Regions from separate parts of the Homo sapiens genome. Here region 1 is linked to region 2. The links are chromatin contacts, found by Hi-C or POLR2A ChIA-PET in ENCODE. All regions are on one chromosome and are shown on one strand. The core of a region is the stretch at or near the end of the contact, and the rest is flanking DNA. Distances in the headings are between cores, read along the strand shown.

Region 1 (6,787 bases), core at 167-2,666, 130 kb after region 2:
GCCTTGTCTCATCTCCTGCCACCCTCCCCCAGGCCATCAAGCTCCAGCCACTTGCCTTTCTTTCTGTCTCTTGAACACACAAAACTCATTTGCACCCCAGGGCCTTTCCACAGGCTGTTCCATCTGCCTGGAATACCTTTTCTCTGGATTTTCTTTCTTTCTTTTTTTTTGAGATGCAGTTTCGCTCTTGTTGCACAGGCTGGAGCACAATGGTGCGATCTCAGCTGACTGCAACCTCCGCCTCCCAGGTTCAAGCGATTCTCCTGTCTCAGCCTCCAGAGTAGCTGGGGTTACAGGCGCCCGCCACCATGCCCGGCTAATTTTTGTATTTTTAGCAGAGAAGGGGTTTTATCATATGGGTCAGGCTGGTCTCGAACTCCTGACCTCAGGTGATCCACTCGCCTCAACCTCCCAAAATGTTGGAGTTACAGGCATAAGCCACCGCTCCCGGCCTTTTTTTTTTTTTTTTTTTTTTTTGACACAGTTTCACTCTGTCGTCCAGGCTGGAGTGCAGTGGTGCAAGCTTGGCTTGCTGCAACTTCTACCTTCCAGGTTCAAGCAATTTTCCTGCCTCTGCCTCCCAAGTAGTTGCGATTACAGGTGCCCACCACCACGCCCGGCTAATTTTTTTTTTTGAGACGGAGTCTAGCTCTGTCGCCCAGGCTGGAGTGCAGTGGCGCGATCTCAGCTCACTGCAAGCTCCGCCTCCTGGGTTCACGCCATTCTCTTGCCTCAGCCTCCCGAGTAGCTAGGACTACTGGCACCCGCCACCACGCCTGGCTAATTTTTTTTGTATTTTTAGTAGAGACAGGGTTTCACCGTGTTAGCCAGGATGGTCTCGATCTCCTGACCTCGTGATCTGCCTGCCTTGGCCTCCCAAAGTGCTGGGATTACAGGCGTGAGACACTGCGCCCGGCCTAATTTTTTGTATTTTTAGTAGAGATAGTGTTTCACCATGTTGGCCAGGCTGGTCTTGAACTCCTGACCTCAAGTGATCAGCCCGCCTCAGCCTCCCAAAGTGCTGGGATTACAGAGTGAGCTACCATGCCCTGCCATTTCCCTGGATTTTCAAACAACTTTCTCCTCAACTCTCAGATCTCATCAAAAAACATCACCTCCTAGAGAAGCCTTCCTGGATCAGCCCGTCTACATTCTGCTTCCCCTCCATCACTTTCTCTCCTGTTGCCTTGTTTTATTTTCTTCTTACTACTTACCACCATCCTAGAGAATTATTTGTTTCTGGGTTCAGTGCCTTTCTGCTCCATTTGAATGTGAGCTCCTTGAAATTAAAGCCCTCGTCTAGATAAAAGAAGCAAACAAAAAGTTAATAAGTGATTGTGACTTGTGACGCAGTAAACCACTCAAAGAGCCAGAATTACGCTGGTAGATGCGGCGGGGGGAGGAGGGGTCAGGAAAGGCCTCCTCAAAGGGCGATGTTTAAACAGAGACCAGCAGGGCAAGAAGAAGCCAGCCTGGGAAGCACTTGGAGGATGCAGAGGAAATGTCAGGCAGAGGCACAGCAGAGGCAGGAGGAAGCCCTGAGGGGCCAACATTGGTATTTTTCAAGAAACTAAAAAGATACTCCCATGGACAGTCAGGCTTGCGTTTGAATTCTGGCTCCTCTGCTGCCTCCCAGCAATGCGGCCCTTGCCCAAATCACTTCTGTCTCCAGGCCTCAATCTCCTCCTCTATAAAATGGGGATACAATCAGCACTTTGGGAGGCCGAGGCGGGTGGATCACAAGGTCAAGAGATCAAGACCATCCTGGCCAACATGGTGAAACCTCATCTCTACTAAAAGTACAAAAATTAGCTGGGCTTGGTGGTACGCACCTGTAGTCCCAGCTACTTGGGAGGCTGAGACAGGAGAACTGCTTGAACCCAGGAGGTGGAGGTTGCAGTGAGCCGAGATCACGCCACTATACTCTAGCCTGGCGACAGAGCAAGACTCCGTATCAAAAAAAAAAAAAAAATCTTCCTTGAACTCCTTTATAAAAATTAAGATAACACATAGAGTTTGGCTCATAGTAGGAACTTAATAGATGTTTATTTCTATCTCCCTCCGCTTCACAAAGTTGTCAGGAGCCACCCCAGGCTGCCAGAACCGTCCTACTTTAAGAGAGGATCCTTTGGGGCCGGGTGCGGTGGCTCATGCCTGTAATCCCAGCACTTTGGGAGGCTCAGGTGGGTGGATCACTACAAGGTCAGGAGTTTGAGACCAGCCTGGCCAACATGGTGAAACCCCATCTCTACTAATAATACAAAATTAGCTGGGTGTGGTGACAGTCATCTGTGGTCCCAGCTACTGGGGAGGCTGAGGCAGGATAATTGCTTGAGCCTGGGAAGCAGAGGTTGCAGTGAGCCAAGATTGCGCCACTGCACTCCTGCCTGGGCAACAGAGCAAGACTCCATCTCAAAAAAAAAAAAAAGAAGACCCTTTGGCTGGGCTCAGTGGCTCACTCCTGTAATCCCAGTATTTTGGGAGGCTGAGGTGGGAGGATCACTTGACCCCAGGAGTTCAAGACCAGCCTGAACAACATAGTGAAACCCCATCTCTACAAAAAATAAAAAATAAAAAATTGGCTGGGCTTTCGCTTGAGCTTAGGAGCTTGAGGCTGCAGTGAGCCGTGATGGTGCCACTGCACTCTAGCCTGGGCCACAGAGCAAGACACTGTCTCTAAAAGAGAATGTTTCCCATCCCCAGGCCCCATGCCCACTACCTCTGCCTTCTCCTAGTATCGGAATCCCGAGTCCCCAGTTGCTCAGTTTCTTCCATTTGCACAGCCTACCTGACCTCATGGGACTTTGTCCCACATCCTCTCACTCACAGCTCCCAAGGGACTGTCCCACATCAGCAACCTAAGCTAGAACCAGACCCCAGAATACCTAAATCCAAGACCGATGTTCCTTCCATTATACCAGGCAGAAGTTTAGAGCTAATAGCCTGCGGTTTTTCAATGTCAAGGCTGTTCCTCACCCTTCACTGTCAACCCAGGAAGCAAGAGCTCTGACCTGCCCACACTTGAGATCCAAGACGTCACTAGCAAAATAATAGTTCCTACCAGCTACCAAGCACGGTCAGGGAGCTAGGTGCACTGCTAAGTCCTTTGCAGACGTGGTCTGATTTTGCCTTCTTCGTAACCCCTGGATGTATTATATTCCCATTTTATAGATGAGTACATTAAAACTAAGAAGTGAAGTGGTTTGCCCATGATCATATAAATGCTAAGACACATAGTTTATAACTCAGGCTGGGGTTATATTAAAACTCTTTAATAACCAGCACAGCATGGCCACTGGCCAATCAGAATAGACGCCAGCTATGAATGCCCAGCATGGCATACGGATGCCTACCAGCTGAACAATAGCCCAGACAGACCGACTCCAGTCCTTTCTGCTGCGGGCGCCCTCGGGAAAGCCACTGCACTTAGAGCAAAAACAAGGAAGCTCCCTGCTGGACCAAACAGCTTGCGGGGAAACAGGAGAGCTGGCACCGATTCCAGCATGTGCAGAATACAGTGTGCCGCCAACAGGCCACCTCTACAAAGCCAGTTAGCATATCATGAAGGGGGAGGGGCTTGGAGGCAAATCCCAGGAGAATGGCCCAGAGTCTAGAGTGCAGTCGCATTGGTGTGACACACAATGGCACACACACAATTGCAGTCACACTGGTGCAGTCACACTGGTGTACCACTGGTGTGGCACACCCAAGTAGATGAGCTGAAGTTGGTGTTCGGAGACCCACAGGGGCCCGAGGACACCAGGCAAGTGAGATTGGGACATCCAGGCCACGGTTCACGTGTCTGAACCCAGTTCGAATTCCTTCACATTATTCAGCCGTAATTCCTTGACTTCTACATAAGACAGCGGCCCTTTGGTCAAACTGCCTGGACTGGAAGCCTACATTCACTACTTGGGTTTTTTGTTTTGTTTTGTTTTTGAGACAGTCTTGCTCTGTTGCCCAAGCTGGAGTGTAGTAGCACGATCTCAGCTCACTGCAACCTCTGCCTTGCAGGTTCAAGCGATTCTCTTGCTTTAGCCTCCCGAGTAGCTGGGACTATGGTTGTGTGCCACCACGCCCGGATAATTTTTGTATTTTTAGTAAAGACGGAGTTTTACCATGTTGGCCAGGCTGATCTTGAACTCCTGACCTCATGTGATCCACCTGCCTCAGCCTCCCAAAATGCCTCAGCTGGGACTATAGGCATGAGCCACCACGCCCAGCCACATTCACTACTTGTTAGCTTTGGGACCTTGACCAAATTGCTTCACTTCTGTCTCAGTTTCCTTATCTATAAAACGTAAAAGCGGTGGTGATTACATACATTATACTTTACAAGTCCTGCAAGCAGTATTCATTAAGTAAATAATAAACAAATGCTTTTCCTAGGATGGTTTATCAAATACACAAGTCACACCAAACTATTCACTTCTTTTTTGACACTTGCACACTTTTGTATCAGTTAGGAATTGTGCTTGACTTCTAGTAACAGGGAACTGAAATAACAGTGGTTTAAACAAGGTAAAGATTTCTTTTCTTAAAAAAGAAATCTTTTTTTAAAAAAAAAAAAAGTCCAGGTTGACATGTCCCCCAGATCATCAATATCCCATGTTCATTCTGTCTTTCCTCTCTGATATCCTTAGAGCATGGTTTCAGTGATCAAGGTCACACAATTACTACTGCAACTCCAGCCATCATGTCTTCATTCCAGGCACAAAGAAGGAGGAAGAAGGGAGGGCAGAAGGGTATCTCAGGTGAGTCAGCCCCATTCTTTAAAGAGATTTCCTGGAAGCTCCACCCAACTACTTCCCACTTAGTTTTTTTGTTTGTTTGTTTGTTTTTTGAGTCTCACTCCGTCGCCCAGGCTGAGTGCAATGACACCCTCTCAACTCACTGCAACCTCCACCTCCCAGGTTCAAGCAATTCTCCTGCCTCAGCCTCCCAAGTAGCTGGGATTACAGGAGCCCACCACCACGCCTGGCTAATTTTTATATTTTTACTAGAGATGGGGTTTCATCATGTTGGCCAGGCTGGTTTAGAACTCCTGAACTCATGTAATCCGTCCCCCTTTGGCCTCCCAAAGTGCTGGGATTACAGGCGTGAGCCACTGTGTCCAGCCTTCCCAGTGACTATTAATAAGATATGACTTAGGAACACTATCTGTAAAGGGAGCTCACAAATGTAGTTTTTCTTTCTTTCTTTCTTTCTTTTTTTTAATTTGATCTATTGCTACTCCTAACAAAAATCTAAATTGAGTTGCTAAGGAAAAGGGGTTACAGATATTGGGTAGACAACCGCAGAATTTGCCTCTTTTTGTCCATGTGTTTTGACATGTATTTTCTCCACACTAAATATCAACCCCTAAAGTCTCACCTGGAATCCTCTACCTCACAGGCGTCCTTTCTACCACCCTGCTTAACACAATGGCCAGATATGGCTATTGGGCACTGAAATGTGGCAAGTGTGACCGTGTAACTGAATTTTTAATTTTATTTACCTTTATATTTAAGCTAAAAAAACTAATACTGCATTCAGTTATTGGAAAACTTTGCTTGGAGCACCTTGGGTATGCAAATTATACTCGAACTTATTCAACCATAAATTTTATGAGATCTAAATACAGATCAAGTATTTCTGATAAAAATTTAGCACCTCAATTGGGATGCTCTATACTTACACAGAGATTTCAAAGACTTCGTCCAAAAAAAAAAAAAAGAATGTAAAATGTCTCATTAATAATTTTTTTTTGGCCGGGTGCAGTGGCTCATGGCTGTAATCACAGCACTTTGGAAGGCTGAGGCAGGCAGATCACTTGAAGTCAGGAGTTCGAGACCAGCCGGGACAACATGGTGAAACCCCATCTCTACTAAAAATACAAAAATTAGTCAGGTGTGGTGGCACACACCTGTAATCCCAGCTACTCAGGAGGCTGAGGCGGGAGAATTGCTTGAACTCGGGAGGTGGAGGTTGCAGTGAGCCAAGATCAAGGTCATGCCACTGCACTCCAGCCTGGGTGACAGAGTGAGACTCTCTGTCTCAAAAAAAAAAAAAAAAAAATGCAGAAAATGCAAATTGTGGGGTAGGGCACAATGGCTCACGCCTGTAAATCCCAGCACTTTGGGAGGCCGAGGCAGGCAGATCATGAGGTCAGGAGATCGAAACCATCCTGGCTAATACAGTGAAACCCCATCTCTACTAAAAATACAAAAATTAGCCAGGCATGGTGGTGGGCACCTGTAGTCCCAGCTACTCGGGAGGCTGAGACAGAATGGTGTGAACCCGGGAGGCAGAGCTTGCAGTGAGCTGAGTTCACACCACTGCACTCCCGCCTGGGCGACAGAGCAAGACTCCGTCTCAAAACAAACAAACAAACAAAAAAACAAAGTGTGGTGACTCACACCTGTATTCTCAGCACTTTGGGAGGTTGAGGCAGGCAGATCACTTAAGCCCTGGAGTTCGAGACCAGCCTGGGCAACATGGCAAAATCCTGTCTCTACAAAAGACACAGAAATTAGCTGAGCATGGTAACGCATTCTTGTAGTCCCAGCTACTCAGAAGGCTGATGTGGGAGGATCGCTTGTGCCCAGGAGGTCAAGGCTGCAGCCAGCTGTGATTACACCACTGCACTCCAGCCTGGGTGACAAAATGAGACCCTGTCTCAATAATAATAATAATAACAACAGTTTTATATTGATTACATGTTAGCATTATAATATTTGAGGCATATTGGGCTAAATAAAATATCTTATAAAAAGTAATTTCACCTGTTTCTTTTTAATGTGGCTAC
Region 2 (6,823 bases), core at 4,219-6,718:
GGGAAGGTGTCCCCGCCAGCCTGGTGCGCGGAGCCTGGCTCCTCGGCGCGCCTGAGCAGCGGCCCTGGGAGGGAGAGGCGTCGCGTTGCAAGAAAGCTGTTGGTAATAAGCGGAATTGGGTTTTAATGGGGTTCGCACAGATAGAACAGAAATCAAATTAGGGCCTAATTGGCATGCAGGAGGCAGCCAGAGCCGCGGCGGCGCGGCGGGCCCGCTGGGGCCGAGCAGCGCAGCAGCCCCCCGACGCCGCGTCCCGCCTGCGGGAGGCCTGGGCGCGCTGGGACCCTCTCCGGCGGCGACGCCCAGCCCCTGCACGGCCCCGCCCCTGCGTTTCGCCCTGGAGAACCGAGGCGCAGCCTGGGGACCAGCATCCCACTACAGCCCCGCCCGGGCAGCCTGGGAGGGGCCCTTTGACCTTGACCCCGCTCCTTGAAAACGCTGGAGCCGCTGAGAGCTTGCAGAGCTTGGCGTTGGCTTGGTTTGATTTATTTTGATTTTCCCTATTGATGGCAAAGGAAAAAAAAAAAAAAAAGAATGTAGGGGAGGTGGCACAGGGAAATAAAGTGGGACAGAAGAGGAGAAAGAGTATTGGCAAAAGGAAAAGGAACCGAACACCCAGTGCGTAATAATGAGAGCGATAACAGCAATGTTGGGTGCCGACCCTGGGCCAGGTCCTGAGCTGGCAGGTTGCAGGGATTTACAGCATGACTCCTGTGAGGTTTGATACTCCTCTTTTCATCTCACACGTGACGAACTGGAAGCACAGACGTTTAGTTGTTTCCTGAGGGTCACTCAGCAAGCAAACTGTGGTGCTCACGTTGCAACCCAAGGCTGGGGACTCCAAGGGTAATACGTGTATCTGTTTCTGCCACAAGCAGGTAAAAGTTTTTTTTAATTATTTTTTGTTTTATTTTTATGTTATTTTTTTGAGACAGTGTCTCACTCTGTCGCCCAGGCTGGAGTGCAGTGGGACGATCTCAGCTCACTGCAACCTCCGCCTCTCGGGTTCAAGCAATTCTCGTGCCTCAGCCTCCCGAGTTGGGACTACAGTCACGTGCCACCACGCCCAGCTAATTTTTGTATTTTTAGTAGAGATGGGGTTTCATCATGTTGGCTAAGCTAGTCTCGAACTGCTGACCTCAAGTGATCTGCCCACTTCGGCCTCCCAAAGCGCTGGGATTACAGGCATGAACTACCACGCTTGGCCCTATTTTTAATTTATTTTTATTAGGGACGAGGTTTCGCTATGTTGCCCAGGCTGGACTCGAACTCCTGGGCTTAAGCCATCCGCCTGCCTCGCCCTCCCAAAATGCTAGGGTTACAGGCATGAACCACCACAGCTGACCTTTTTTTTTTGTTTCTTACCTACTTTTTTTTTTTTTTTTTTGAGACAGAGTCTTGCTCTATCGCCCAGGCTGGAGTGCAGTGGCGCGATCTCGGCTCACTGCAACCTCCTAAGCAATTCTCTGCCTCAGCCTCCGGAGTAGCTGGGATTACAGGCACGTGCCACCACGCCCGGCTAATTTTTTTTATTTTTAATAGAGACGGGGTTTCACCATCTTGGCCAGGCTGGTCTTGAACTCCTGACCTCGTGATCCACCCGCCTCGGCCTCCCAAAGTGCTAGGATTACAGGCGTGAGCCACCGCACCCGGCCTTTTTCTTATCTACTTTTAAGAGCACTTACAAGATTCTCATAGACTGATGGTGCCTTGGTTTTATTGTTAACAATTCGAAAAGTTTTGAGATGGCATTTCTTTCCAAGATTTTACAATTCAGACTTTTGCTGTATCAGACGAATTTTATTTTACATCTGCCCTCTTTCCCTGTAGTGTCCTTGGAAGTCTTACAACTCCACAGACCACGTACTTCCTGGGCCAAAGAGCACTCCTAGTCTTTGGGGGGATAGAAACTGAGAGAAGCAAAGAGAGACCTCCACCATTCCAAGGTGGGTGAGCCGAGCAGCAGTAGTGATGCCAGGCAGGCGAGCCCCAAAGTGCAGCTTAGCGCCTGGGTTCTTGGCTTTGCCCAGGAAAGAATTCAAGGGCAAGCCAGAGGTAGAAGGAAAACGGCTTTATTGAAGAGGCCGTGTTACAGCTCCGTGACCGCTCCCGCAGAGCAGGGCTACCCCATAGACAGAGAGTAGCAGCTCAGGGCAGTTTTGCAGTCGTATTTATACCTACTTTAAATTGCATGCAGATTAAGGGGCGGTTCATGCAGAAACTTCTCGGGAAGGGGTAGTAATCATTGGGTCGTTGCCATGGAAAGGGGCGGTAACGCCCAGGTGTTGCCATGGCAATGGTAAATTGACGTGGCACACCGGTGGGCGCGTCTGATAGAAAGCTGCTTTTGCCGGCCCTGCTTTAACTAGTCCTCAGTCTGTTCCCGTGTCCCAACCCCACCTCTGGAGTCGAATTCCGCCTCCTACCTCAGTAGGAGTAAATAACTTGGAAGGAATACTGTAGCAACTCTCCTCAAGCATCCCCTGTATAGTATGTCCGCTCCTCAAACAAGTCTTCAAGGGAGGCATTTTAATCCCCCTCTTTTTTTTTTTTTTTTTTTTTTTTTTTTTTTTTGAGACAGAGGCTTGCTCTGTTGCCAGGCTGGAGTGCAGTGGCGCCATCTCAGCTCACTGCAACCTCCGCCACCGGGGTTCAAGCGATTCTCCTGTCTCAGCCTCCGGAGTAGCTGGGACTACAGGCTGCACCACCATGCCAGGCTAATTTTTTTAATTTTTTAGTAGAGACGGGGTTTCACCATGTTGGCCAGGCCAGTCTCAAACTCCTGGTCTCAAGTGAGCTGCCCACCTCTGTCTCCCAAAGTGCTGGGATTACAGGCATGAGCCACCAAGCCCGGCCTTTAATTCCCATTTTTAAGGCTCAGAGAGGTACAGTGACCTACCCAAGGTCACACAGTGAGTCCATGGTAGAACTGGTATCTGAACTCAGGTATGTCTGACCCCAGATCCCATGTTATTTTCCTGGCACTTTGCACATGGTGCTAAACAGTGATGACATCATCTCTTTCGGAAAGCACCAAGGATTAGCGTGGTGTGTTCTCTCAGCAGTTGGGAAATAGGATGTGCTGCTTCCATCCATGCTACAAACCCATCTTTGTCATCTTTTGGATACAACCAGAGTGAAGGAAACTTGGAATATCAGTTTCTGACAATTTCAAGCCTGATCTGTCTCCAAATGGAATCAGACATTTCTTGGTGGCAGCTGGCTGAGAACATTCCAGGGCAGCATTTTCCAATGCATATTACAGGAACATGTTCAGAATTGTTCATGAGATCATAGGCTCTGTGAACAAATGAACTGGGGAAATTTGGGAGGGATCAACCAAGTCAAACCTGCTTCTTTACAGCAGGACTTTTCAGAGCCTTTAATGTGTTCACAGGCATGGGAATCTCCAAGAGGATCAGTAGCAAAAAGCATTTTCCAAATAGAATTATGCATGGAATGCTTTCATAGAACACTGTGCAGGCAGGCATGACAGTACACACTTCGGGAAACATGACCAAGTGTGTTCCGAACTCAGCCCTTTAGAGTTCCAAATTGGTTGGGAGGTGGAACCTGCCCTCTGCATTAATCCTACTGTCTTCTTCCCTTAGGTGGGACATGTTAAAGTCCTGTTCGTGGAGAAAAGCTTTCGTGGTTGAATGAGAGAGTTGCAATTGTATCTATTTCTCTAGAGCATTGCCAGTTGCACTTTTCAATAAAAAATCTTCACATTTATGTCCTTATGGCTGTCCAGAGCATCATAGGGTATCTGAAGACTTACAGGCAAGTGAAATTATACTCAGAGATGCATGCAGCATGTTTAGCATTCAGCAAATCGTGGAGTTAGTGTTGGGGCTAGTGTTATTGATATCGTCATTAGACCCAGTTCCTGCCCTTGTGGAGTCCACAGTCTGGTCGAAAGAATAAAACACAGACCCTGCCACTACATTAAAAAAAAAAATTAGCTGGACAAGGTTAAAATGGCCAGGTATGGTTAAAATTGCCAAGCGTGGTGGTGTGTCCCTATAGTCCCAGCTAGTCGGCAGGCTGAGGCGGGAGGATTGCTTGACCCCAGGAGGTCAAGGCTGCAGTGAGCTATGATCACTCCACTGCATTCCAGCCTGGGCAACAGAGCAAGACCTCATCTCTTAAAAGAATAAAATAAAATACACACACCCAACATGATAACTAACAGAGCAGCTTGGTACATCTGCAACAAAGTCCAACTGCAAATATTTTGGAAGTATAGCTATTCTATTCCCCCAAGCACATTAAAAAATCTTTATTAGATTTTTAATTACAAAATTAATACAATGCCCATTGTTAAAAATAAGAAAAAAAACACTTTAGAAAGTAGAAAATAGAAAGCCAAAAGTTTCTCTCTTCATGCTTCAACTCCACCATCCCTAGAGGTAATCAACGTTAATGTGGTGTGGACCCTGCCAGACGTTTTTATGCATAAACAAACATGTAAATAAGGGATTTTCTTTTTACCAAAAAGTGGGTCATAAGATATACACTGCTTGTAACCTACTTTTTTCACTTAACTATACACTGCGGATCTCTTCTTTCAAATATGCCCAGATCAATCTCTCTTCCTACTCCCAGCTGACCCCATAAACCACAGACCCATCCCTTGGGCATAGGATAACTGGCCTGCTTTGTGAACCCCTGAGGAGGGAAAAGCTGTGAGAGCTGGCTCATCTGTTAAACATCTACTGTATGCCAAATGCATGTTCTTGGGGATTGAGACAGATGGAAAAGTGTTCAGATGGAGGGAACAGCATATGCAAAAGTATACAGGTGGGGCTGGGCGAGGTGGCTCACGCCTGTAATCCCAGCATTTTGGGAGGTCCAGGCGGGCAGATCACTTGAGGTCAGGAGTTCAAGATCAGCCTGGTCAACATGGTGAAACCCCGTCTCTACTAAAAATATAAAAATTAGTTGGCCTTGGTGGCGTGTGCCTGTAATCCCAGCTACTTGGGAGGCTGAGGCAGGAGAGTCGCTTGAGCCCAGGAGGTGGAGGCTGCAGTGAGCTGAGATCCATTCAGTGCACTCCAGCCTGGGCAACAGAGTGAGACTCTGTCTCAAAAAAAAAAAAAAAAAAAGAAGTGTACAGGTGGGAAGTTAGGTGAGCAAATCCCCGTAGTATGGGAAACGTACTTCTTTCTTTTCAATGCCTGAAGGCCATCGCATTCCGTGCATGTACCACGATTTATTTGCCCAGTCTCTTTCATTTTGAAATGCTTTTTATGAGAGATTGGAATGTCGCTAGCTTGGTGTGGTCAGAGGCTAAGCACCTAGAGGGCAGTGGGTCAGGTCTCTTTAGGTTTTATCCAGCGTCCCACGCCCTGTGTACACCATGACTATCACATTTATCAGCTAATTTCATGATTGTTTCCCAAGGCGCTTTGAACTGGAATCACCTGAGGTGACACTCTTTAACTTAGAAGCACACAGTCAAATGGCTAAACTTGGCGACACAAATGAGTGACTTGAGCATGTCACCAGCCACTTGTCACATTCACTCACACGCTCAAGGGGTCAGTTGTACTGCAGTAAGCTGGTTAACTAGCATTTGTCAGGCTCTCATGAATTGCTGAAATACAGCAATGGTGGCAGTAGGAGGGATCTAATTGCAAGGGCAAATATTTGTTCCTGTGGACAAGGAAATACGGAAGAGGGGCCCCTTTAGGAGTTTCCCAGGAGGCGTGGTGGCTCACGCCTACAATCCCAGCATTCTGGGAGGCTGAGGCGGGTGGATCATCTAAGGTCAGGAGTTCGAGACCAGCCTGGCCAACATGGCAAAATCCCATCTCTACCAAAAATACAAGAATTATCCAAGCGTGGTGGTGCATGCCTGTAATCCCAGTGACTGGGGAGGCTGAGGCAGGACAATCGCTTGAACTGCAGAGGTTGCAGTGAGCCAAGATCGTGCCACCGCACTCCAGCTTCGGGGACAGAGTGAAAGTCCATCTCAAAAAAAAAAAAAAAAAAAAAAAAAGTTTCCCAGGGAGGCAGTGAGGAATTAGAAAGCCATCGTAATCCATCATAGTTAGTCTTCAAAATGAAACTTGATTGGCCGAAATCAGACACTCAGCCTGTCTGAATGCTCTGATACTATGGACTTGACAAGTCAGGTCTTCCCCGAGTTCCAGCACTTCAGTTCCCCACGAGGAGGCCCAGAGACTAATAAAGCCCAAATAGTTAAAATCTCCAGAATCAGCAAATCCACACAGAAGACCTTACATCATCCGGCTCTGCGGGCTTCAGCTTCAGTGGCCGGTGTGGAGCGCTTTTCAATTGTCTCCATTCAGTTCCTCAAGTGGATCTCGTATGCCGAATGAGATCTTTATCATTTGTCACAGGGGTGATGCATGCTGGGCCTGCTACCGTGGAGTCAGTCCTGGCTGCATAAAGACATCAGCAGCTCGACAAGGCTCTCTCAGCCCCTGCCCTGTGCTGCTGTCTGGGCTGAGGATGCCAGAGCTCCCATGTCATTCACCTGTCCTGGAATGGGGCTGCCTCTTTTCTCATTTTAGCTACGCCCCTCCCAGTGTCAAAGTCAGAACCTCAGAGAAGCGATTTGGTCAGACTGGGTTCATCACAATTCAGCAAGTGGTTATTGATAGGTAGTGGACAGATCCGTGGGTCTGGGGGCTGGTCTCAGCTCTGCCACTTGCTGCCAAGTGCCCTCGGGCACATCGTTAGAGCTCTCCAATAGAAATGGAAATGAGAAAACCTCCCAGGATTCTTGAGAGGATGAAATGAACTAGAGAAAGCAGAGACCTAGGCAAGTCCATGACCGGTTCAGAATAGCATG

What was found. A loop is a pair of places that touch in the nucleus more often than their neighbours do. ChIA-PET counts read pairs that join two places held with the same protein, here RNA polymerase II (POLR2A).
Region 1: a map of Caco-2 shows a loop between it and region 2 (7-fold over the local background). The contact joins two enhancer-like sites. A Hi-C loop is called at or near these places in 1 of 168 maps with a recorded cell type or tissue (Caco-2). POLR2A ChIA-PET finds 5 or more read pairs at or near these places in 2 of 52 experiments (H1 and activated CD4-positive, alpha-beta T cell).

The regions. Positions count from the first base shown.
Region 1 is chr12:116,363,265-116,370,051 of GRCh38, reverse strand. No RefSeq gene overlaps it. Among named protein-coding and RNA genes, the nearest start is that of MIR4472-2, 62 kb to the left of the region's middle. RefSeq lists an enhancer at 635-1,136. Within about 2 kb of position 1,416, at least 5 of the 41 ENCODE cell types and tissues checked have a DNase peak (open chromatin) inside an H3K27ac peak, as active enhancers do.
Region 2 is chr12:116,501,921-116,508,743 of GRCh38, reverse strand. LOC105370008 (a long non-coding RNA gene) reads left to right here and starts at 328. Exons shown (of 3, transcript XR_945395.3): 1 at 328-878; 2 at 1,831-1,946; 3 at 3,612-3,735. RefSeq lists a silencer at 174-303. Within about 2 kb of position 5,468, at least 4 of the 41 ENCODE cell types and tissues checked have a DNase peak (open chromatin) inside an H3K27ac peak, as active enhancers do.